3 separate regions of the Mus musculus genome follow, and all the other regions are linked to region 1. The links are chromatin loops, found by intact Hi-C in ENCODE. Cell type or tissue: left cerebral cortex. All regions are shown on one strand. Each heading gives the region's core, and the rest is flanking DNA. Links, peaks and the distances in the headings are about the cores only. Region 1 has its middle 20 kb from the start of Eif4ebp1. Region 2 holds the start of 4933416M07Rik (RIKEN cDNA 4933416M07 gene). Region 3 has its middle 4.7 kb from the start of Got1l1.

What was found. Hi-C counts contacts between places; a loop is a spot of excess contacts. Peaks named below come from ENCODE experiments on the same cell type or tissue, not always from the same donor. Only the 100,000 strongest peaks of a DNase experiment are listed, where the experiment ranks them.
Region 2: it touches region 1 in a loop (3-fold over the local background); 22 of 42 quality-filtered maps call a loop at or near these places.
Region 3: a loop joins it to region 1, with 2.8 times the contacts of the local background. A loop is called at or near these places in 12 of 42 quality-filtered maps.

The regions. Positions count from the first base shown.
Region 1 is chr8:27,276,013-27,283,644 of GRCm38, forward strand. No RefSeq gene overlaps it. Among named protein-coding and RNA genes, the nearest start is that of Eif4ebp1, 20 kb to the left of the region's middle. In left cerebral cortex, for the core only: a CTCF peak has its summit at 4,182 (motif pointing left); a DNase peak (open chromatin) is centred at 4,168.
Region 2 is chr8:27,142,023-27,149,654 of GRCm38, forward strand. Rab11fip1 (RAB11 family interacting protein 1 (class I)) reads right to left here. Exons shown (of 6, transcript NM_001080813.2): 6 at 1-1,372. The coding sequence ends at 1,154. It overlaps 4933416M07Rik (RIKEN cDNA 4933416M07 gene), which reads left to right and starts at 888. Exons shown (of 4, transcript NR_045840.1): 1 at 888-1,339; 2 at 1,457-1,563; 3 at 4,218-4,361; 4 at 6,868-7,632. In left cerebral cortex, for the core only: no CTCF peak of the experiment used is centred there; a DNase peak (open chromatin) is centred at 2,902.
Region 3 is chr8:27,203,397-27,211,028 of GRCm38, forward strand. It overlaps a transcript of Got1l1 not described here. Among named protein-coding and RNA genes, the nearest start is that of Got1l1, 4.7 kb to the left of the region's middle. In left cerebral cortex, for the core only: a CTCF peak has its summit at 3,604 (motif pointing right); DNase peaks (open chromatin) are centred at 3,255 and 3,452; H3K4me3 peaks cover 704 bases; H3K27ac peaks cover 227 bases.

The DNA of each region.
Region 1 (7,632 bases), core at 1,085-6,084:
TCTATCTATCTATCTATCTATCTATCTATCTATCTATCTATCTATCTATCTATCTATCTACTATCTATCTATATAGATGGTAGTGAGCCATCATGTGGTTGCTGGGAACTGACCTCAGGACCTCTGCTCGCTCCGAAAATTTATTTATTATTATATGTTAGGTAGACTGTAGCTGTCTTCAGATGCACCAGAAGAGGGCATCAGGTCCCATTACAGATGGTTGTGAGCCACTTTGTGGTTGCTGGGATTTGTACTCAGAACCTTCAGAAGAGCAGTCAGTGCTCTTAACTGTTGAGCCATCTCTCCAGCCCCCTTTACATTATCATATGTGCTTGTTATACCAGCACTCTGGGTCAGCAGAGCATGCCTTACTGTCAATTTACAGCTGAGAGGTCTGGCTGAAGCTAGCCCTCTATGGGCCTGGACCAGAACGCTGCAGGTCTGTAATTATTTTTAGTAGCAGCAAGTGTTACCTTTGTCCAGTGAGATGGTCACCTTTCCTCTGAGCCTGGGCCAGTGTAGAGCCTTCGGTCCACATCAGAACAGTATGTCAATCATCTCTGTGTGTGCTGCTGTGGGGGGTGCAGAGGAGATAATAGATAATAGGATTTTACTGAGGTATACCATGTACCCATTAAAAAAGGTAGCATGAAGTCAATTGCATAGGATTGGTTCCCAGTGGTCCATGTGTGGTGAGTTGGGGGGGAAGAGGGTGGAGCTTGGGGGAAATGGTTTAGCTAGGAATGAGAGGAGGCAGACACCCAGTGTTACAAAAGTCAGATTGTCTTGTGGAGCCAAGGTGAGTAAGGTTGGGGTGTCTCAGATCCCTTTAGGGACACCACAGGTACTTTTGTGTGTGAATGTGACTTACAATTGTTAAAGAAAGAGAGCCACTTTTATGAGTCTTGCCTGCGGGACTGAGTCTGGTGTGGCAGGTGTCTCATGACAGGACCTGCTGAGGGGTGGGTCCCCTGGATCCAGAGACAGTGGCTGATCAGGAGGCAGTGCCCTTTGTAGGTTTGGGATGATAGTGTTTCATTAGCTTGCCATTGGAGGAGTGGCAGGCCTCAGCGGCCAGATCTTTCACTTGCCTTCTCCACAGCCCTTGCCAAAGGAAGCAGAGTCCATGTGGAAATACAGGAAAGGATGTAGCACTTTGCTGTGTTGGCTGCATACACACAGCCTATCCTCCTCTGAGTGTGAGATTAGGAGTCTGTTGAGGGGATACCACCGCAGGAAAATTTCATCTAGGTTAAATGAGAGATTAAGTCAACATTTCCTGTCAGCTTCTCAATGACAGAGTCTCATTGCCCTGGCATCTCAGTAGAGGTCTTGGTCACCAGTGTATGTAATCTTAGGGCAGTTCTCATTTTCTAGGGGTTGGCATGCACTTCCCAAGTAGAGCAGGAGCCATAACACAGTGTAGAAGTTAGCAGCTTTCCCCACTGATAAATGTCCTCTTCAGAGGAAGGCCCGATCTCCACAGCTATAATTGTTGCTGGGTGCTGTGCGGTGGCAAAGCTCTGCAGCCCAGTCCTTGTTCTCCAGGAAGAAAAGTTTTGGAGAGACGAGCCTGCTTTGTTCGTCTTGACATCCCCATTGCTGGCATCTTAATAGTTTGCAGAGATGCCCTCTTAAACCCATCTGCTAGGCATGCCTGTTCCACTGTGGCCTGAAGCACTGTTTGCATTTGAAGAGGTAACTGGGCCGCTGTAGACAGGTGCCAAGAACCAGAAACACAAAGAAGCTTTAAGGTACAGCGTGTGCTCCCAAGTTTTGAAGCCTAACGGAGAGGAAATGAAAGCAAGCATTTGTGATTGTCCACTGCCTGGAGGTTGGGTGGACCTGTCCTCTGAAGGAATGGAAACAGGTTTAAGCCTCGTAGTAGCTGGCCCTTGTGATTTCAGGTCCTTCCTGGACCCCAGTGGCCTGTGCTTTCAGGTCCCTGAGAACAGGCTTGCTGGGGTAAATATTGGAGGTAAGAAGCTTTTTAAGCATCAGTGAAGAGGCCCAGCCTGGTGGTCAGTAGAGAATGGCTGTGCTGATGTAGGAGTCAGAGGGGAACAGTCTTGGGGTTTTCAAGTCTGGGATGCTAGCTTTGGCTGTGCAATGGTGAGGCAGCGATCCATAGCACACTGATCTTAGCTCCTGTGTGACAGAGAAGAGCTGGCAGCCTGTCCACTTTACCTCAGTGGGCATGCTTCATTTTCAGTGAATGATCCTCTCTAAAAAGAAGCAGAAGCCAGGCGTGGTGGTGGCCTTTAATCCCAGCACTTGTGATGCAGAGGCAGGCAAATTTCTGAGTTTGAGGCCTGCCTGGTCTACAGAGTGAGTTCCAGGACAGCCAGGGCTACACAGAGAAACCCTGTCTCGAAAAACAAAAAACCAAAACAAAAAACCAAAAACCCAAAAACAGTAGAAAGTGGAGAGGGATTGCATGTGGGTGATGTTGTTGTTCCATTTCTGGTTTCTACATGCTGCGTGCATTTGCACAGGTCACATGATAATGAACACACAGAGGGCACACTGTTAGAAATTACATGGCAAGGAGAGCAAAAATAACCTTGGGGAATGTGCCTAGTTAGCCTGGGTGCAGTGTAGGGACTGAAGTGGTAGTTATCCAACTAGGAAGCTATTGGCTCCTTTGTCTCCCAGGTTGCCAGACATCCCAGCTGGTACCTCCTCCTTCCTGGTATCTTTTAGTGTGCTGTTTAGGCAACTGGAGGAAAGGCCAGAGACAAGACCAACAGATAAGTCTGTTTTGCACTTGGAAGGTGTCTCAGGCAGGGTGAGATTCAGTAAGTGACCTGCAGAAGATTCCTGCCTCCATTAAGAAATGTGTGCCAAGTCTTCCCTACATCCAATGCCTTCATCCTGGAGAACCTAAAACAAACACCCGAGAAAAACGTTAACCCAAGGAAGCCTGACTAAGTGTACACACAGAAACAGGACAAGGTAACAGAGTAGGGACAGACGGAAGGATGTGGAGACTGGAGAAGAGTGTGCATGTGTCTTAGTCACTGTCCTATTGCTGTGAGACGACACCGTGGGCACCACAGCTCTTTATAAAGGAGAGCGTTTAGCTGGAGCTGGCTTACCACTTCAGAAGCATGGTCTGTTATGACAGCCAGCATGGCAGGCACGGTGTTTCAGCAGTAGTGAAGAGCTATGTTCAGGTCTGCAGAAAGAGACCATCAGGACTGGAGAAGAGAGGGAGGGTGAGAGATCACATACTTAGGCCCATCATGGGCTTTTGAAACCTCAATGTCCACCCTCAGTGACACACTCCCACCAACAAAGCCACACCGCCCAATCCTTTCCAAGTTGTGCCATTCCCTGATGACTGATCATTCAAATATATGAGCTCATGGTGGGGGTTGGGGGGAGGGGGGTGAAAGTGGGGGTCGGATTGGGGTGGGGGATGGGGCACTCACATATAAACCAAAGCAATCAGAAAAGGTGTACCTGGAACATGTTTCTGTGGACTGTAAACTGTGCCAGTTGGTGTGTTGGTTGTCCTGGAAATTGAGATGACAATGGAGTTCAATTGCTGGAACAGCAGAATAGCTGTAAGAATAATTTCTATACACCTGAAACTTGAAGCACTTGGCAGGTCACTGTTTTATTAGTGTTTTACATATGTCCATGGGGAGTGAATATTAGAATTAGAATTCCAGTTCCTGTTGGTTCAGCCTCAAAGCTAGGGTCCACATAGGTACCACGCTGAACGGACGTGAAGCCTGAGTTTTTCAGGCTCGGAACTCTTAGCAGACAGCTGTTGGTTAGAGTTGAGACTGGTGTTGAGGGACCTAGAGCCATGCAGGTGTTTGGTGGTCTCTTGGGTTTGAACCAGGGATAGCAGGGATCGAAGGCTCCTGAGTAGTGAGTGCCTGCTGTGTACTAAGCACTTAGTAGGTTCGGAATCCCATTAGGCATGTATGCTGTGATTCCTTTTGTGGATTCTCATTGGAAAGTCAAACCTGGCCTCCTGGAGGCCAAGTGTCTCCACTCCCTCAGGACATACACCCTTTTGTTGTAGGACAGACAGTTAAACCTAGCACGAGCCAGCACCCCAGTGAAGGCAATAGAGAACTCTGTTCTAGACATTCTCTGATCCTCAAACTCCAGAGCAGATTTTGATGTCACTCGGTACTGTGGTCAATGCTGCCCCCTGCTGGAAGAGTTTATTAAAGTAAGGAATACATAAGTTTCTCAGATAAGGCTACTTCATTTAGACTCCATTCAGGAGTAAGTGAGGGTGTTGTATGTGTTGAAGACCTAAGGATTCTGCAGGTTCTCTGTTAAAATGCCACCGGACCCTCACTTCCCGCAATAAGGGGAGGGGTTTCTGAAGATGGCTATGCTACCCTCTGATCCCCACCTAGGCTTGGGACAAGCTTGTCAAGATCTTCTTTATTCATTGGACCAAGCAAGACGGGCCTGTGGACAAACTGCCTTCTGATTGGCCCACCACTGGGCCCTTCAATAGCCAACTGATTCCTTCCATTGCAGGTCTTAACAATGTTTATGTGCAGCTTTTAGCAAGCTGAGTATTTAAACATTTTCCTAGGCATTTCGTGGTCAAACCAGAGAAGAAAGACTGCGTTCTAGAGCCTTATAGGATGGCTCAGATTTGCACTGGAATCGGGAACATTCTCTCTCTCTCTCTCTCTCTCTCTCTCTCTCTCTCTCTCTCTCTCTCTCTCTCTCCCTCTCTTTGTCTCTCTCTCGTCTTTCAGCAGAGTCCCATATAGCTCAGAGTATCCTTGAATTCCTGATTTTGCTGCCTCTATTTCCCAATTGCGGGGACTGTCTAGCCCAGTTTCATGTTCTGAGTCTTAAAAAAACTAACCCAGATCCCCAATCAGGTCTGTTTTCTGGCTTTCCAGCTGAACCTCTTGATTCTCCATGACGTTTCTAGCATACTAGAAAGCTCAAGTGTCCTATCAGCATCAATATCCAAAAATTTACACAGAGATTTAAACCAACGTATAGTATGCATTTTTGGGTTACTTACTGTATTAGGGTTTCTGCCGCTGCGATAAAATACTAATGACCAAAAGCAATTTGGGGAGGAAAGAGTTTGTTTTAACTTACAGCTTTTAAGTCCATCAGCAGGGCAGGAACATGGAGGCAGGAACTAGATCAGAGGCCGTGTGTTTCTCTCTCTCTCTCTCTCTCTCTCTCTGTGTGTGTGTGTGTGTGTGTGTGTGTGCATGTGTGTGTGTGTGAAAGCCAGGGCCAGGGAGCGAGAGTGGTGGGTTGGGGGGGCAAGGGAGAGGAAAGGGGGTAAGGGATTTTCTGAGGGGAAACTAGAAAAGGGGATACTATTTGAAATGTAAATAAAGATAAATTTTCGTGATAAACTTGACTGAACAGAGAGTCATCTAGGAGACACCTCTGGGTGTGTGTCTTTGAGGAGTTTCTAGAGAACTTCCATTGAAGAGGAAAGATCCACTCTGGATGCAGGCAGCACCATGTAGGGCGCAGAAGCATCCTGCTGCTCCCAATGGGCTTGGGGTCCTGGGCTGACTGGAAAAAGAGAAGAAAGCCGGTGGTGCACCACCATTCACCTTTGTTTCCCTGAGCGCACACAGTGTACCAGACAGCACACCTCTGCTCCCATATATCTCCCCTATCATGGTGGGCTGTTCTGCTTTGCTTTCTGTTGCAGCAGGAAACACTGATGAGGAGGAACAGGTTTGTTTGGCTTATTCTTCCTGACAGAGCCGCCATTCAGCAAAAGTCAGGGCAGGACCTCAATCAGGAGCAGAGGCAGGAACCGCAGAGAAGAGGGTCTGTCTGGCTTACTCAACTAGGATTCTTATACAGGCCAGGCCCACCCATGTGGGGATGGCGAGCCCACATGGGCTGGGCTCTCCTACATCAATTAACAGTTAAGAAAAAAATGATTATAGACCTGCCTGTAGACCAATCTAGTTGAGGCCGTCCCTCATTGAGACTCTTTTAGATAACTAGGCTGTGTCAAGCTGAGAGCTGACACTAATTAGGATGACTGTAAGTGTTCAGATTATAAAGGAGACTAAACCCTTCCATCATTTGCTTTGTCAGGAATGTTGTCACAAAGTAATAAAAGGAACCAAGAGAGGAAGAGGAAGGGCGTGGGGAAGGACATGTGCCCTACGAGGCAGCATCACTTACAGTTTCCCCCATGTGCAGGTGACCAAGGCACTTGGGCCCTGGGAGGATGGATGATGCACCAGATCCAAACAGTGCCATTCACTCTACCTCGTATCCTCTACGGTTTTCACAGAACCTCCTGCAACATCCAGACAGAAAGCAGGGATCAAAGGGAGGTAGTCTCACTCTGACCCCTTTCTGGTGTCTGATATTCTTCAGAGCCTCTAACATATCTTCTGTGGCTTAACCTGTGCACCCCAAACAGTCTTTATTAGCTTCCTGAAGAACGCATACAGACTAGGATGCATCTTCTTGCACTTCAGACCCCACTGGCCCTCACTGTGGACCATGAGGTGTCCGCTTACCTTCTGTAGTCGTTGACTTCATCTTCGTCGTTGTAGTACTCTTCTTCTTCTTCTTCTTCTTCTTCTTCTTCTTCTTCTTCTTCTTCTTCTTCTTCTTCTTCTTCTTCTTCTTCTGCAATTCTTCTTCTTCTTCTTCTTCTGCAATTTAATTTTTTTGATTTAAGTTTTATTGCATTATGATGAGAAAATATACATAATTCCAATTTATCTGAATTTCTTAACATTTAAAAACAGTTTCAGTAAATAGACTTACATCACATTCTTCTTTCCCTTTGTACCTCAACTCCTCCAGGAGAGGCCCTCCCCCTTCAAAATCTACAATACCTTATGTTTTTTATCATATTCTTTAAAATGTATAAAATATTGTAACAATAAAAATGAATATTTTAAAAGTTGTTTGATATAAAACAACATTCAATTGAACAGTCTTATGTAGATGTTTGTCTACAGCAATGCTGAAAATACATATATAATTATCAGTATAAATTTCAAATAACTCCAAATATATTAACTGTATGATGCTTTAAAATAATACATCACTATTAGTTGTTTTAAATGAACATAAATAGATTAAGTCTTTTTGTTTGTTTGTTTGTTTGGTTTTTGTAGATCTTAAAATCTTGGCTCTTACTGTGATACAAACTCAAAATAAGAACAGATTTTGAACATTGGAATTGATTGTATTAAGGCTGTACTTGAATGTCCCTCATATCACCAACAGATTTTACCTCCATAGTACCTAAGCTAAGAGTTGACAGTTCTGCTGCACCAAGGAATTAACTGTAGGCACAATTTTTGGATACAGATTTCCTGCTACAGTCAAAGCTATTTGAATTGAGTGATTATCGTCATTCTCAGCTCACAGGGAACTGGTTACATTCATTTAAGAAATGGTGTGTGTATTAAGATGGTCTATCCATGAAGTCATTCATCAACTGTTTCAGGGATCAGTGGTTCTGCTTGGAAGGTGGCACAGACGTTAGGTGAGGGTAAGATTCTGGTTCATTGGCTGTGATGATTTTGAAAACCATTCATCTCAGAATAAGAGTAACTTATAAAGTCCTCTTCTTTGAAATTGATACAGTAACTATAAATATGAAGCAAAACCTTCAGCCTCACTCTTTGC
Region 2 (7,632 bases), core at 849-5,848, 130 kb before region 1:
GATTCCCTTGAACAGAAATTACAGACAGTTGTGAGCTACCATGTGGTTGCTGGGAATTGAACCCAAGTCCTCTGGACCTGGTCCACTGTTCAGCCAGTGAGTGCTCTTAACCACTAGACTATCACTCCAGCCTGAAAAGTGACTCTTTAGTTCTTTCATGTCTCCAGGAAATGGCCCTATAGATCTAAAGAGCAGTGTGTGTGTGTGTGTGTGACCACATGAAGGGCAGAGGTCTATGGTAGCTTTTCATTTTATTGTTTAAGACTGTCCCTCACTGAACCTGGAGTTTCCAGTGAGCCCCTGAGATCTGCCTGGCTCTGCCCTCCCCCAGCCCAGCCCCCACCCAGGCACATGCCACTCTTCCTGGCTTTAGCATAGATGCTAAGAATCCAAACGGAGACCATCAGGTTTGTAGTGCAAGCACCTTACCCACTGAGCTATATCCCCCAATCCATGGAGAACATATTTTTAAGGCCAGAGGGTACTGCCAATTGTAAAAGGCATATTCAAAAATCTAAGAAGCATGCTCAGAGGTTTTATGTAAACAACCGTGCTCCGACCAGAAGGCATCAAACACGGCTGTAATCCTAGCACTTGGCAGTGGGGGGCAGAAAGGTCAGAAATCTAAGGCCAATCTCAGTACACAGTGAGTTCAAGAGCAGCCCCAGCCCGGGGCTACATAACACCCCACCCTGAAAACAGAACAACGCCTCCCAAACCAACCCTCACCAAAACAACCCTTGAGTCCTCGGGTTTACCCGAATTAAAAATTGAGCTTGTGCCTCAACCGAGGTGCTCAAAGGCCAAGAGAGCGGGTGAAACAGCACACATCCCAAAGTCCCTTTCTCATCTCACCCTGAGCCTGCCTTCACGGAGGATCCATACCGGAAGATCTCAGCATCAAAGGGCAACAACCCTGGCGTTAAAACACATCGGATCAAATCTGATATTTACAATGTAGTCAAAGGCACAGTGGCATTGAAAAACAAAACGCTGGGAGATGTATAGTAAAAGATTCGTTGTAATCATTAATCTGGTTTTCAGCTAGGAGAATTAACTCTTGAGAGATGATGCACACAGCAGGCCTTCGGAACCGGTGTGCTAGTTACTAGGGAGACCACGCCTCCTTCAGACCACGCCTCCTTCCCGCAGTTTACATCTTTCCGGCCTTCTTGCCCATCTGCGCCGGCACTCGGAGGATGTTGGGGGTCTCCTCCATGACTCTGACTAGCAGGTTGTCGATGTAGTCCTCCAGCTCCCGCACCTGAAACTCCTTCTTGCTGATGGTCTCCTTCTGTTTGAGGACTAGCTGGATCAGCTCATCGTGGGTCAGCTGCGCGTAGGCAAAGGCGGGATCCGAGGGCTGGTATTTCTTTGGAGAGGGAAGGAAGAGGGAAGGGGTTAAGAGTCAGCAGAGACAGGAACTCGCAGAGATCAACCTGCCCCTGCTTCCCAGGTGTTAAAACACGCGCCACCACACCCGGCTTAGAAAGCCACTTTCCACAAAGGATGAAACCAGGCGGCTGACGAGAAGAGAGAAGGACTTTGGAGTCTGTAGAGTAGGTATGAGTTGGTTACATGTTTGTTTGTTTGTTTTCTTTATTATCCTTTAAAATTGTAACAGCCAGGGGCCTCGGGGCAGCTCAATAGCAGAAGACTTGCCTAGCACGGGTAAGGCCCCAGGATTGATCCACAGCATCAAAGAACCTTACTTGGCTTACAGTTCTCACACCTCTGGTCTTGACTCTGCAGAGGCACATGTTGTCAAGAAATGTAATTAGGGGGGGGCTGGAGAGATGGCTCAGTGGTTAAGAGCACTGACTGCTCTTCCGAAGGTCCTGAGTTCAAATCCCAACAACCACATGATCGCTCACAACCATCCGTAATGGGATCTGACTCCCTCTTCTGGTGTGTCTGAAGACAGCTACAGTGTACTTACATATAATAAAATAAATAAATCTTTAAAAAAAAAAAAGAAAGAAAGGAATGTAATAAGGGGGGGGGGCTGGAGAGATGGCTTAGTGGTTAAGAGCACTGGTCCTCTTTCAGAGGACCCTGGTTCGATTCCCAGCAACGACATGGTGACTTTCTGTCTCTGTCTCTCTCTCGTGTCTCTCTCTCTCACACACACACACACACAAACACATACGCTGTTCACAGACATACATGCAAGCATAATAATCACATACATAAAATAAAAAATAAAGGAGAGAAAGAATGAGTCCTTGGTGGTATCTGGTAGTTGTCACTTAGTGAGCCAGGCCCGGGTATCCAGTGTACATGCAGGACGCCTGCCAGTCAGCCCAGCTTGCTACCTCTGAGCTCCCTCTGAGACCCCACCAAAAGCTACCCCACACTCTGAAAACACGATAGCTAAAGCCATGCGTCACCAGAGCGCACACTCTCTGCGTACACAGTGGCCTTTCCCAGAGACTGACTGTTCTCATTTCTGATAGGGGCATGTACCCACAACAGTGGCTTTTAACTGGTATTTATCATCTGGGACAAGGGGGCTCTAACTGTGAGCACAGAGTTCTGAGCCAGAAGGAAATGAGAGATAAAAGTCAATGAGAAGTAGCAAGTCACACCAAGGTCTCAGGGGGGAGTGGGAGGAAAGACCTGGCAGCCGAGCTGCAGCTGAGCAGATTTATAAGGCCCAGGAAACAAGACTCCAGGGCAACTCAAGGTGATTTTTACTCAAAGAACTCCAAGGCAGTAAACAGTTTTAGCCCCAGGGGCAAGCCACCTTCACCACCTATCAGGGAGACCAATAAATTAAGAGCCTATCAGCTCCAAGCAGAGTCAGGGGCAGAAGCAACACTAGTAGCTCAACCACAGTGCAGAAGCCTCTACCCTATTCAGGGAGCGGAATTCAGAGGACTCCCACTCTCTCACTGGCTGGCTAGAAGCACACTCGGATGCTTTCGCACTGAGCAAGCGTGAATGCAGGTCAGGCGGTACATGAGTAACACAATAATGGAGACACTGGCCTCCTCTCCAACATCTGCTTCTCTCCCCACCCCCCCATTCCAGTTTTCCTTCTTTGTTTCTTCTTGTTGAGAATGTACATTCAGAGGGGGTATACCCTTCGTCTCTGTTTTCTGCTTCTAGGGCTTAAACTCAGGGTTTTGGCCACGGCAAGCAAGAGCTCTCTACCACTGAGCTACAACCCCTTGAGCCGCTCCGGGTGTGACTTCCAAAACTGGATTCAAACCTGGCAGGATGGTGCACACTTGCCATCCCAGCACTAAGGAGATGAAGGCAAGGAGATCTTGAGTTGGAGGCTAGCCTGTATCATGAAGCAAGCTCTAGGCAAACCTCGGCTACAGAGAGACAGTATCTCAAAAAACAAACACCACAAAAGTCAGTATCATGTCTAGAATTTTCTGGACACTGAACACACACAAATGTGGATTTATTCAACACTACTAAACTATGTTGAAATGGTACGATGAGACTGGCTGTGGGGTATACCTTTAATCCTTGCACTCTGGAGGCAGAGGCAGATCTGGAGGGGCTAGCCTGATCCACATCAAGAGTTCCAGGTCAGTCAGGTCTACAGATTAAGACCCTGTTCTCAATATAAGGGTATGGTGGAAAGCTAACATGCTCTGTACATTTTGCCATAATTAGATTTATTTATTTATTTATTTATTTATTATATGTAAGTACACTGTAGCTGTCCTCGGACACTCCAGAAGAGGGAGTCAGAACTCGTAACAAATGGTTGTGAGCCACCATGTGGCTGCTGGGATTTGAACTCCTGACCTCTGGAAGAGCAGTCGGGTGCTCTTACCCACTGAGCCATCTCACCAGCCCCAACAGAGAGCGTTATTAAGAAATGCTGATTGGTGGTTGAGTGTGAAGCTTGGTGACAGCATGTGTTTAGCAAGGGCAAGGCCCAGCATTACATAGCCACTCTGTTCTCTCCGTCTCTTCCTTCTCCTCCTTTCCTTCCGCCTCTCCTTGTGAAACGGGGTCTCGTGTAGCCCATGCTGGACTTGAGTTCCTGAGCTTCAGGCCTCCACTTCCCAAGTGTGTGCCACATCTGGTGTTCTCTCTCTCTCTCTCTCTCTCTCTCTCTCTCTCTCTCCCCCTTCTGCTGTCTTCCTTGCCTTTCGTTTTGAGACAAGGTCTCATGTAGTTCAGGAGGATCCCGAACTCCCTTTGTAGCCAGGGTTGACCTTTAGCTTATGATCTTCCTGCCTCTTCCCCAGGGCCGCGAGCGATTACAAGCCTGAGCTACCACACCCTGTTTATGTGCTCCTGAGGATCAACCCCACGATTCCTGATTACTAAGCAAGAACTCCATCAACTGAATTAAACCCCGAGCCCTTTCCTTTTACTTACTTCTTAAAATGGTATGCTTTATAATGTTGACATCAGGCAGAGTATAGTTTTGCAGCATTTTTTTTAAAGTTAAAAATATTACATCATGATTACACTTATTTCCAGAGATCATATGTGGGGGTGGGGGTGGGGGTGAGTCATGGCACTTGTATGCAGGTCAGAGGACAAACTGAGGGACAGAGTCATTTCTCTCCTACTTTGTAGGTCCCAGGGACTGAACTCGGGTCATTAGGCTTGTTAGAGAGTGCATTTATAGAGGAGCCATCTCCCCCAAGGATAGCCTTTTTTTTTTTTTTTTTTTTTTTGGTGATTATTCTGTAAGCATAATTAAATTTTAGTTCAACTTGATTTTTGAAAAATTTAATTCCAGTATATTTCAACCATCACTGTCATGCTAGGTATTTGTTGTTTTCAACAATCCCAAGTACATACAACATTTCTTTTAAAAAAGTTTTTTGTTTGTTTGTTTTATTTTTCTCTCTCTCCCTTTTTTTAAGATTTATTTATTTATTATATGTAAGTACACTGTAGTTGTCCTCAGATACTCCAGAAGAGAGCATCAGATTTCGTTATGGATGGTTGTGAGCCACCATGTGGTTGCTGGGATTTGAACTCGGGACCTTCGGAAGAGCAGTCGGCACTCTTAACCACTGAGCCATCTCACCAGCCCCCTGTTTGTTTTATTTTTAATTATGTCTGTGTACTGTGTACACAAGTGTATATGACCATGGAGGCCAGAAGAGGGCATTACCTCATCTGGTGCTGCATGCTGGTTATAAGGACTCATTCCTGTAACCTCAGTTAATGGCCAGCCTGGGCTATATGAAACCTTGTCTCCAAAAGCAAGAATGATGCGGCCAGAGAGGTTCAGTGGTCAGGAGCTCTGTTGTTCCTGCAGAAACCATGGGTTCGGCTCCCAGCACCCACACGGTGGCTCACAGTCATCTTTAATTCCAGTTTCAGGAAATCTAATGCCTTCTTCAGGTTCCGTGGGCACCAGGCAAGCATGTAGTACATACACATATATGCAGGTAGAACACATATGCACATTAAAAAAATCTCCACTTGAATCTGTAGTCAAAGAGTAAAGAATATATCTACAACTTTGAAATCATTAGAAGAGTCTAGGCAGTGGTGGTACATGCTTTTAATCTCAGCACTCAGGAGGTAGAAGCAGGTGGATCTTGGAGTTTGAGGCCAGCCTGGTCTGTAAAGAATTCCAGGATAACAAAGGCTATGTGAAAAACAAACAAACAAATAAACAAAAAACCTATCTCAGAACAACAACAACAAAACCCAAAAAACTCAAACATAATTTAAAAATGAGTGTGAACTAAATAGAGTTCACAAAAGACGAGACATAAATCACAGGGAAACAAAGAAATGTTCAACGTCCTTAATCATCAGGGAAATGCAAATAATACTTTGATTTTTTTCCAGACAGGGTTTCTCTGTGTAGCCCTGGCTGTCCTGGAACTCACTCTGTAGACCAGGCTGGCCTCGAACTCAGAAATCCACCTGCCTCTGCCTCCCAAGTGCTGGGATTAAAGGCGTGCGCCACCGCTGCCCGGCTTGAGATTTCATCTTACATCAGTCAGAGTGGCTAAGATCAATGAGACAGATGGCAGCTTGTGCTGTGGAGGATGTGGAGTAAGGGGGACGGACAGTCATCTACTGCTAGGAGAGCACACTTATCTAGCCACCATAGAAATCAGCGTGGTGTTCCTCAGAAAGGTGGAAACAGATCTTAAGATGCAGGAGGCATACCACTCTTGGGCATATACGCAAAAGAGTCTACATCCTACTACAGAGACACGTGCTCACTCACTACTCTTCATATCCTAATAGCCAGACACTGCAAAAAACTTAGATGTCTATCATGGATGAAAAGATTAAAAAACCATGTTGTACATTTACACAATGGAATATTTTTCAAGTTTAGAAAAATAAATTTAGATGGGCGTAGTAGCATACGCCTTTAATCCCAGCACTTCGGAGGCAGCAGAGGCAGGTAGGTCTCTGTGAGTTCAAGGCCAGCCTAGTCTACAAAGCAAGTCAAGGTCAGCCAGGGCTCTGTTACTCATCGAAACCCTGTCTCCAAAAAAAACCAAAACAGGGCTGGAGAGATGGCTCAGCGGTTAAGAGCACCGACTGCTCTTCTAAAGGTCCTGAGTTCAATCCCTAGCAATCACATGGTGGCTCACAACCATCTCTAATGGGATCTGATGCCCTCTTCTAGTATGTCTGAAGAGAACAAAGTATACTCACATACATAAAATAAATAAATCTTATAAAAAAATGTTTAAACAAAACAAGTGTGCACCAATACACAGTGCTTTTTAATATATTTAAATTTGGCTAGGCAGTGGTGGTGCAGACATTTAATCCCAGCACTTGGGAGGCAGAGGCAGGTAGATCTGAGTTTGAGGTCAACCTGGTCTACATAGTTCCAGGACAGCCAGGGATAGAGAGATCTAAGTTGGGGGAGTAACTAGCTTCTATCTGATTGGATTACAGACACACTCCCTGAGACGGAACCCGTGTTGGACACCGCTCCAGTCGTGAAGAACCTGAGACTAGACAGGCCACGGACCCAGGGAAAGCCAAATACTCTGCTAAAGGGACAGAGCAATAGAAGGACTCCTAATGACACTCTGCCATACCTAAGGTCTTGAGAAGTCCCAGCAACTGGACCATCCCTCCCCTCGGGGCTCCGGGAACCCTGTGGAAGAGGAGGTAGGAAGAGTATAAGGGGCAGAGGGAAGTACAGCAAGGCAAGAAGGACTGACATGCCTGTGTTCCCACAGACGGGCAGCATGCTCAGGTTCAAGCCAGGTGCCTCCCAGCACGGAGAGAGGAAGCAGACACCAGGCCCCACCTTAACTCAAAAAGCCATCTCCAACTGACAAACATTTACAAAGGAAACATTAGTTTCTCCAAGTGAGTCTCCTTGGGTACACAAACCCACTTGATGCGCAGGCCCCATGCCCAGTGGTAGATAGCCAACACAAAATGAACAATAGTATTTTTGTAGATTTTTTTTTTTTTGGTCTCTTATTGCTTTATCTGGAGGTTTTATTTTTAAACCCTGCTGGTCATTTGCTTATATATTATTGTTTCCAATTTTGTGTTTTTATTTTCTCTCTGTGTGTGTGTATACTTTTCTGTTTTATTCTGGCTTTTGTTTTGTTTTTACTTATCTGTATGTTCTGTAAAGAGAGGGGGGCATGGAGTTGGATGGGCCGGGAGGATCTGGGAGGAAAGGAGGGAGGGGGAACCATG
Region 3 (7,632 bases), core at 1,045-6,044, 73 kb before region 1:
GAGGGGGCAACCCACTTTTGGAGGTGCCGTTACTGGGCCAGTGGCCCTGGATTGTGTAAGAAAGCAGAACTTTGGGGCTGGCGAGGTGGCTCCGAGGGTAAGGCCACTGACTGCTCTTCTGAAGGTCCTGAGTTCAAATCCCAGTAACAAACATGGTGGCTCCCAACCATCCATAATGAGATCTGACGCCCTCTTCTGAGGTGTCTGAAGACAGCTACAGTGTACTTAGATATAGTAATAAATAAATCTTTGGGCCGGAGTGGGCAGAGGTACTGAGTTCAATTCCCAAAAACAACATGACGGCTCACAACCATCTGTACAGCTACAGTGTACTCATATACATAAAGTAAGTAAATAAATTAATCTTTAAAAGCAAGCAAGCTTTTTGTTTTCTTCAGTTCCTGCCTTCGGGTTTCTGCCTTGCTTGAGCTTCAGTGATGGACTGTGATCTGGATATGTGCCCCCAAAACCCCCTTTCCTCCCCAAGTTCCTTTTGCTCATGGTCTTTCTCACAGCAATAGGCCACTAGCCACATGGTGTTGGCATATAACTGTTATCTGCTGTTGGTGTTAGATGTCTGAGGCAAAGTAGAAAAACAGAAGGCAGATAGAGACCAGTCTTACTGGAGCAGGCAGGACTGTTTATCTCAAAATAGCAAGGGACAGACACTCTTCTGCAGGAAGGGGATACTTGGAGCTTATATGAGAAGTATGGGGAATGGAAAGTTAACTGCAAAATGCTGGGGCTGTGTGCCTGCCTGCAGTTTCTCCCTCTGCACTTATTTGTCCAGACAAAGCTGTTTTATCTTTAGAAAATGTCTTTCCCAATATCAGGATGCAGGTGATGGAGGGTACCTGCATTTGGCAATGGCAGTGAGGGGTAGGGGCTGGAGTTTCAATGTAGGGACAAGGGATTTCAGCAAGACTTAGGGGAATGGAAAATCACCTAACACCAACAGCTCCGTTCTCAAACCATCTGGAAGCCTGTTCTCTAGTATTTCTTTGGAAGCTGAATCTCCAGTGGCAGACACAGGTGCAGGTACAGGTGTAGGTGCAGGTGCAGGTGCAGGCACAGGTGTAGGTGCAGGTGTAGGTTCAGGTGCAGGCATAGGTACAGGCACAGGTGCAGGCACAGGCACAGGTGCAGGTGGAGATGCAGGAGGGAGAGGACATGGGAACATCCTGGCTCAGTGAATAAATGCTAGAGGGAGGTCTTCTTCCTATGGCCTTGGCAGGGCTACCTGGCACAGTAAATACTAATACAGGAACACCACTGTCACACTTATCTTAGTTGGTTATCTTAACCTTTGAAATATTTATGAGAATTCAGGAAACAAAGCCTTGCTTTCTCAGTGTTAGGACAGATGGTAAGCTTCAAAAAAATTTCTTTCCTAATCTTCCTTTCATTTTGCATTTTAAGACCAGATATTGCTGTGTTTCATGCTGTCAATTCTCCTGCCTCCACCTCACCAGTGCTGGTATGTACTGACACTCACCAGTGCTGGTATGTACTGACATGCCTGCTCTGGAGGGGAATTTTTGTCTAAACCAGAGCTTTTTTTATGTATATATAATTTTTATTTATGCTCAAATGGCCTCTTATTTACCACACTATGTATTTAGAACCTGTGTGAATATTAAAGGATAAACAAAAATCTGATAATTCGGGTGCCATCACCGTGGTACAGCAAAACAAAATGTTTCATTTCATATCAGAAGTCTGAGCATACTAATACCAATATATTAAAAATGTGGGTTGGATTGGGCGTAGTGGCCTAAGCCTGTGATTGGGTTAGAAGAGAATTTATCTCAAAAGAAATAAATTAGAGGGGCTGGAGAGGTGGCTCAGCGGGTAAGAGCACTGACTGCTCTTCCCAAGGTCCTGAGTTCAATTCTTAGCAACCACATGGTGGCTCACAGCCACCCGTGATGAGATCTGACGCCCTCTTCTGGTGCATCTGAAGACAGCTACGGGTGTACTTACATATAATAAATAAATAAATAAGAAATAAATTAGAAGTATAGGCCTGAGTATGTAGCTTAGTGATGGAGTCCTTGCCTAGCACGCATGAAGTTCAAATTCTAAGTACTGCGTGAACCAGGCACGATGGCAAACACATTATTCTAGCTCTCTGGAAGTGGAAGTAGAAGAATTTTAAAAGATTCTGGTCGTTCTCTGCTGCATAGACTTAGATGCTGTTTTTTTTTTGTTGTTGTTGTTGTTGTTTTATGTTTTGTTTTGTTTTTTGTTTTTCTAGACAGGGTTTCTCTGTGTAGTCCTGGCTGGCCTGGAACTCATTTTGTAGACCAGGCTGGCGTCGAACTCAGAAATCCGCCTGCCTCTGCCTCCCGAGTGCTGGGATTAAAGGCATGCGCCATCATGCCCGGCTAGATGCTATTTTAATAATACAAAACAACAGCTCTTGTTCCTTGAAATGCAAAAAAAAAAAAAAAAAAAAAGAGAGAGAGAGAGAGAGAGAGAGAGAGAAACGAGGATTTCCTATATTACAATGTGAAGGAAGAGAAGACATCCAGCCCTGTTCAGTGAGGTGCAAGGGGCTGCACATTCAGAACACGCTTCGTGCTCCAACTTAACATTTTTCTTTTTCTTTTCTTTTTCCTTCCTTCTTTCCTTCCTTCCTAAACCAGGGTCTTAGTATGTGGCTGGGCTGGCTTGGAACTTTGCTATGCAAACCAGGTTGGCCTCAAACTCACAGAGCTATTGCTTCTGCCTTCCCAGTGCTTTGTGGGGTCTTTTCTTTCTTTTCTTTTTCCTCCCTCCCTCTCTCCCTTCCTGTATTTGGGCGTTTTTACCTGTATCTATTTGTGTATACCTCGTGCTGGTGCCCGGGGCAGACAGAAGAGGAGGTGGATAATTGAGAGCTTCCACGGGAATTCTGGAAATCGAACCCAGGACCTCTGGAAGTGGAGCGTCTTACTCATCTCTCCACTCCCACTCCTCCCCACCCCCTCCGCTTGTGCCCCTCGCTGTCACCCCCTTCCCGCCACAACCTTTTATATACTGTACACAAAGACCACGGGGAGGTCCGCCGAGTAGGGGCTGGCCGTTCACTCCCTCCACAAACCTCAGCTGAGCCACGGCCAGCTCAGGCTGAGAGTGCCCTTGGTGAAGAGAGGAACCTGCGGTTCCCCAAAGCTCCGCTGTGGAGCCACGGCATCTGCTGGGCTCGCAGGCTGGGTCGGCTGTGAGCTTTGCAGCCCTCAGCGGTCTAGACGCGCCTGAGGCAGCTGGGGACACAGGTGACTTGAGTGGACGGGGCAGAGGCGGGGCCCGGGCAGCCACCCTTGGTAGCAGCTCGCGGCGGAGGTCGTAGGGATGCTACCGAAAGCCCACCTTCCTTAATCCACCACTGTCCTCTCTGCGCCTCCCCTTCCGCTCTCCTGAGGCTTGAATTTAGGGAAAAGCCCTGGGGGTGGGGTGGGAGGAAGGGAAATTTGTGGATGGCAGCATCTCGCAAATAGTGCCACGTCGTAGGTGGGGGACCCATTTCAGGCTTGGAGTGTCCCGCATAGCATCTGCAAAATCTGTTTTGGACTTTTAAAAACCGCATTCAAAAGATTAGACTGTATCTTGTTGGCTATTTAGGAACAAGACACAAGAGAGCGCCAGAGAGCCTACAATAAGAAGCATCAGTTCTAGGGCGGGGGTGGGATAGTTTCTAGTAGGGCGTTTCCGGAGCTAACAGTTCCTTTTAATTTATCCTCAGGTCCCCAGCTGTCACTCCGAGGACTTTGCACATTGTACTGGCTAGTTTTGTGTCAACTTGACACAGCTGGAGTTATCACAGAGAAAGGAGCCTCCCTTGAGGAAATGCCTCAGTGAGATCCAGCTGTAAGGCATTTTCTCAATTAGTGATCAATGGTGAAAGGCCCCTTGTGCGTGGGACCATCTCTGGGCTGGTAGTCTTGAGTTCTGTAAGACAGCAGGCTGAGCAAGCCAGGGGAAGCAAGCCAGTAAAGAACATCCCTCCATGGCCTCTGCAGCAGCTCCTGCTTCCTGACCTGCTTGAGTTCCAGTCCTGACTTCTTTCAGTGATGAACAGCAATGTGGAACTGTAAGCTGAATAAACCCTTTCCTCCCCAACTTGTTTCTTGGTTGTGATGTTTGTGCAGGAATAGAAACCCTGACTAAGACACACATTTCTCCAACACTATCCCCCTCCCCAGCCCCCAGGCTCCCTTGTGACCCTTGGAAATGGCAAGGAGCATAGGTGGAGAAAAGTTAGCTTCAGATAGCTTCAGAGTTTGGCTCCAGTGCCTGGGAGGAGTGGACATCAGAACTCTAGGTGAGGCTCAGGCGGCCACACCTATGATGGGAGAGGAATCAGAACACCCGAGGAGCGGAGGTTGGGGGGTAACTGGGGAGAGGGGGCGGAGACAAGGGCTGCACTGAGTGAACTCTTATCTCACCAGGCAGCTACTAGCACCTCGCATCTCCCTGTGTCCCAGATTTCAAAAATTAAAGAATGAGGAAATTTGCTTTTACAGTAGGATCGGGTAGGGTGACAGTGATTCCAGCAGAGATCCCGAGAGACCTTGCCTTGAAAGGCCCCCAAACAGTAGAATACACACAACAAACTTTACTATCATAACATTTTATTAGCATGCAATTGTACAAAGTAATGGGTTACATATGGCTTTTCTTACGTGTACATGGGTCGCATGTGTACATTGGGTCATTTCTACTCTGTTAGTTTCATTTCTTCCCTCCCTCTGGCTCCTTCTTTTTTCCCCATTGTCCCCTTCTTTTTAATGTCTGAATTTAATTTACTTACTTATGGGTATGGGTGTTTTGCCTGCATCTATGCCTGTGTACCACATGCATGCCTGGTGCTGGAGAAGGGACTGCTAGAAGAGGGACTTGGATCCCCCAAACTGGAGTTAAAGATTGCTGTGAGCTGCTGTGTGGGTGCTGGAAATCAAGCCGGGGTCCCCTGGAAGAGCAGCCAGTGCTCCTAACCACCGAGCTAGCTCGGTTGAAAATTTTAACCTAGAACCTAGATTCCGCATATGGAAGAGAACACACAGTGTTTGCCTTTCAGAGTTTAGAGTGGAGTCTCCACTTCTCCCCATTTCTCTACAATTGATTCTGTTCTCCTTTATGGCTGAATAAAACTCCATTGTGTGTATTTTTTAAAAATCTTGTATGCATATATCAAATAGAGCCAGCACATCTGACTCATATGCATGATATATACATATGTGTGTGTGTGTGTGTCTAATGGCTGCATATTTCCAGGCATTACATCCTTATTATTATGAAGAACAGTGTCCTGTTTCTTCTTCAGGAATTTTCCTTCTCTGAAGCCCGTGACCTCCCTAGGTGCTCTTGGGATACTCTGTCAGTTTAAATCAGCAACTTGTGCTGCGGGCAGTGTCTGTCAGTCCCTTCCAAGCTGCCCAGCTGAGGATTTCCCAAATGACATTTTCAGGAGGGATGGTGGGAAAAGAACTCAGCAAACATTGACTAGATCACCCATCCCCAACTCCTGAAAACCATCCTGTCCTGTGCTAGAGATGGAACCCGGGGATCTGTATTGGCTAAGCCTGTGTTCTACCCCTGAGGCATGTCAGCAAAAGCACTTGTACTGGCTGGTTATGTGTGTCAACGTGATACAAGCTAGAGTTATCACAGAGAAAGGAGCCTCAGTTGAGGAAAGGCCTCCATGAGAACCAGCCATAAGGCATTTTCTCAATTAGTGATCAAGGGGGGAGGGCCCAGCCCATTGTGGGTGGTGCCATCCCTAGGCTCCCACGTCCAGGTTCCAGCCCTACCTGAGTTCCTGTCTTCCTCCAATGATAGACTATGATCTAGAAGTCTACACTAAATAAACTGGCTTCCTCTCCAACTGGCTTTCTGGTCATGGTGTATCTTGTTGAAGCAATTAAAAATCCTAACTAGGGCTGGAGAGATGGCTCAGCGGTTAAGAGCGCCGACTGCTCTTCTGAAGGTCACAAGTTCAAATCCCAGCAACCACATGATGGCTCACAACCATCTGTAATGAGATCTGATGCCCTCTTCTGGGGTATCTGAAGACAGCTACAGTGTACTTACATATAATAAATAAATAAATTAAAAAAAAAATCCGTGCTGGTGAGATGGCTCAGTGGGTAAGAGTACCCGACTGCTCTTCCAAAGGTCTGGAGTTCAAATCCCAGCAACCACATGGTGGCTCACAACCATCCATAATGAGATCTGACGCCCTCTTCTGGTGTGTTTGAAGACAGCTACAGTGTACTTACATATAATAAATAAATAAATCTAAAAAAAAAATCCTAACTAAGACACAACTTTTGTTGCTATTCTGTAGTGATTTTTCCCCCTTGTATTACAAACAGCAGTGGAAAGCAGAGGTTTCTCTGGACTACCCCAGGCTACAGAGTGTGCAGGAGGTGGCTGGGGAGTGTGAAGAGAAATTGACACAAAAAATACCCCAAACCAAACACAGAGAGAGAGAGAGAGAGAGAGAGAGAGAGAGAGAGAGAGAGAGAGAGAGAGAGAACAAAACAAAAACCACATCTCTTTACTTCAAAGGGAATAAGAGGTCATTTTTTTAAAATTAATTAATTTATTTATTTATTTTGGTTTTTCGAGACAGGGTTTCTCTGTATAGCACTGGCTGTCCTGGAACTCACTTTGTAGACCAGGCTGGCCTCGAACTCAGAAATCCGCCTGCCTCTGCCTCCCAAGTGCTGGGATTAAAGGTGTGTGCCACTATCGCCCAGCAAAAGGTCATTTATTCTGGAGCCAAGTTTGAGTGACCAACACTTGGGAAACACAGGGCTACATTAGCCCAGGTTCCATGGTCCTCCGTGGAGATAGTTCATGAAGTTTTATAGTAACAGAACAAAAGATGCCACCATCCAGGCAATTTAATCATACCTTCTTGGGTGCAGCAGAGACGCTGTAATTGCCGGTGCGGGGGAAGTTATCCTATGGGCCACAGAGGCTATATCTGATGATATTTTTAGCTTTTGGGTTGGCAGAAGCTACTGGCCTACTGGGATAATAGACTCTAAACAGTCTTTATCTATTAGTCACAGAATGTTAGTTCCAACACAGAGGTTGGCAAAGAGTGACAATTTAGGGGCTAAAACTAGTCCAAGATAAGGTAATTAGGCTCTGGATCTGCAATGTTCCCTCCTGCCTGTTCACCCCACTGCGTGTTAATCAGTAAGCCAGTCTTCACAGACAAAGATGTTCCCAGGAGTCCTCATCCAGGGAGGGGAAGCTGGCTTGTGTCAGAGACTGCAGTTGGTTCTTGATTGACCAGTAATCATGGATGGTGCACTTGGAACTGTCATTTTTTTCTGTTGCTGTGACAAAACACCAAGGCAACTTACTGCTGCGGACCAGCCTCAATACCAGGTACTGAGGACAGCAGAAATGAAGGCTAATGTGGCTTAGTTTGGTAATATTTACCTTTCTTAACACTTGGCTATTTTGTGGCCAAAAGTCACTGACTTCTGGTGATTAACACTTGCTGTTAGCAGCAGGAGATTAAGAAAAGAAGTTAATTATTTGGGCTTCTCCTCTTAGCTGATTAGTTAAAAGGCTCAGAGTTTGTTAACTCTTTGTGAGCCAGAGAGAAACAAAAAAGAAAATAAGGCA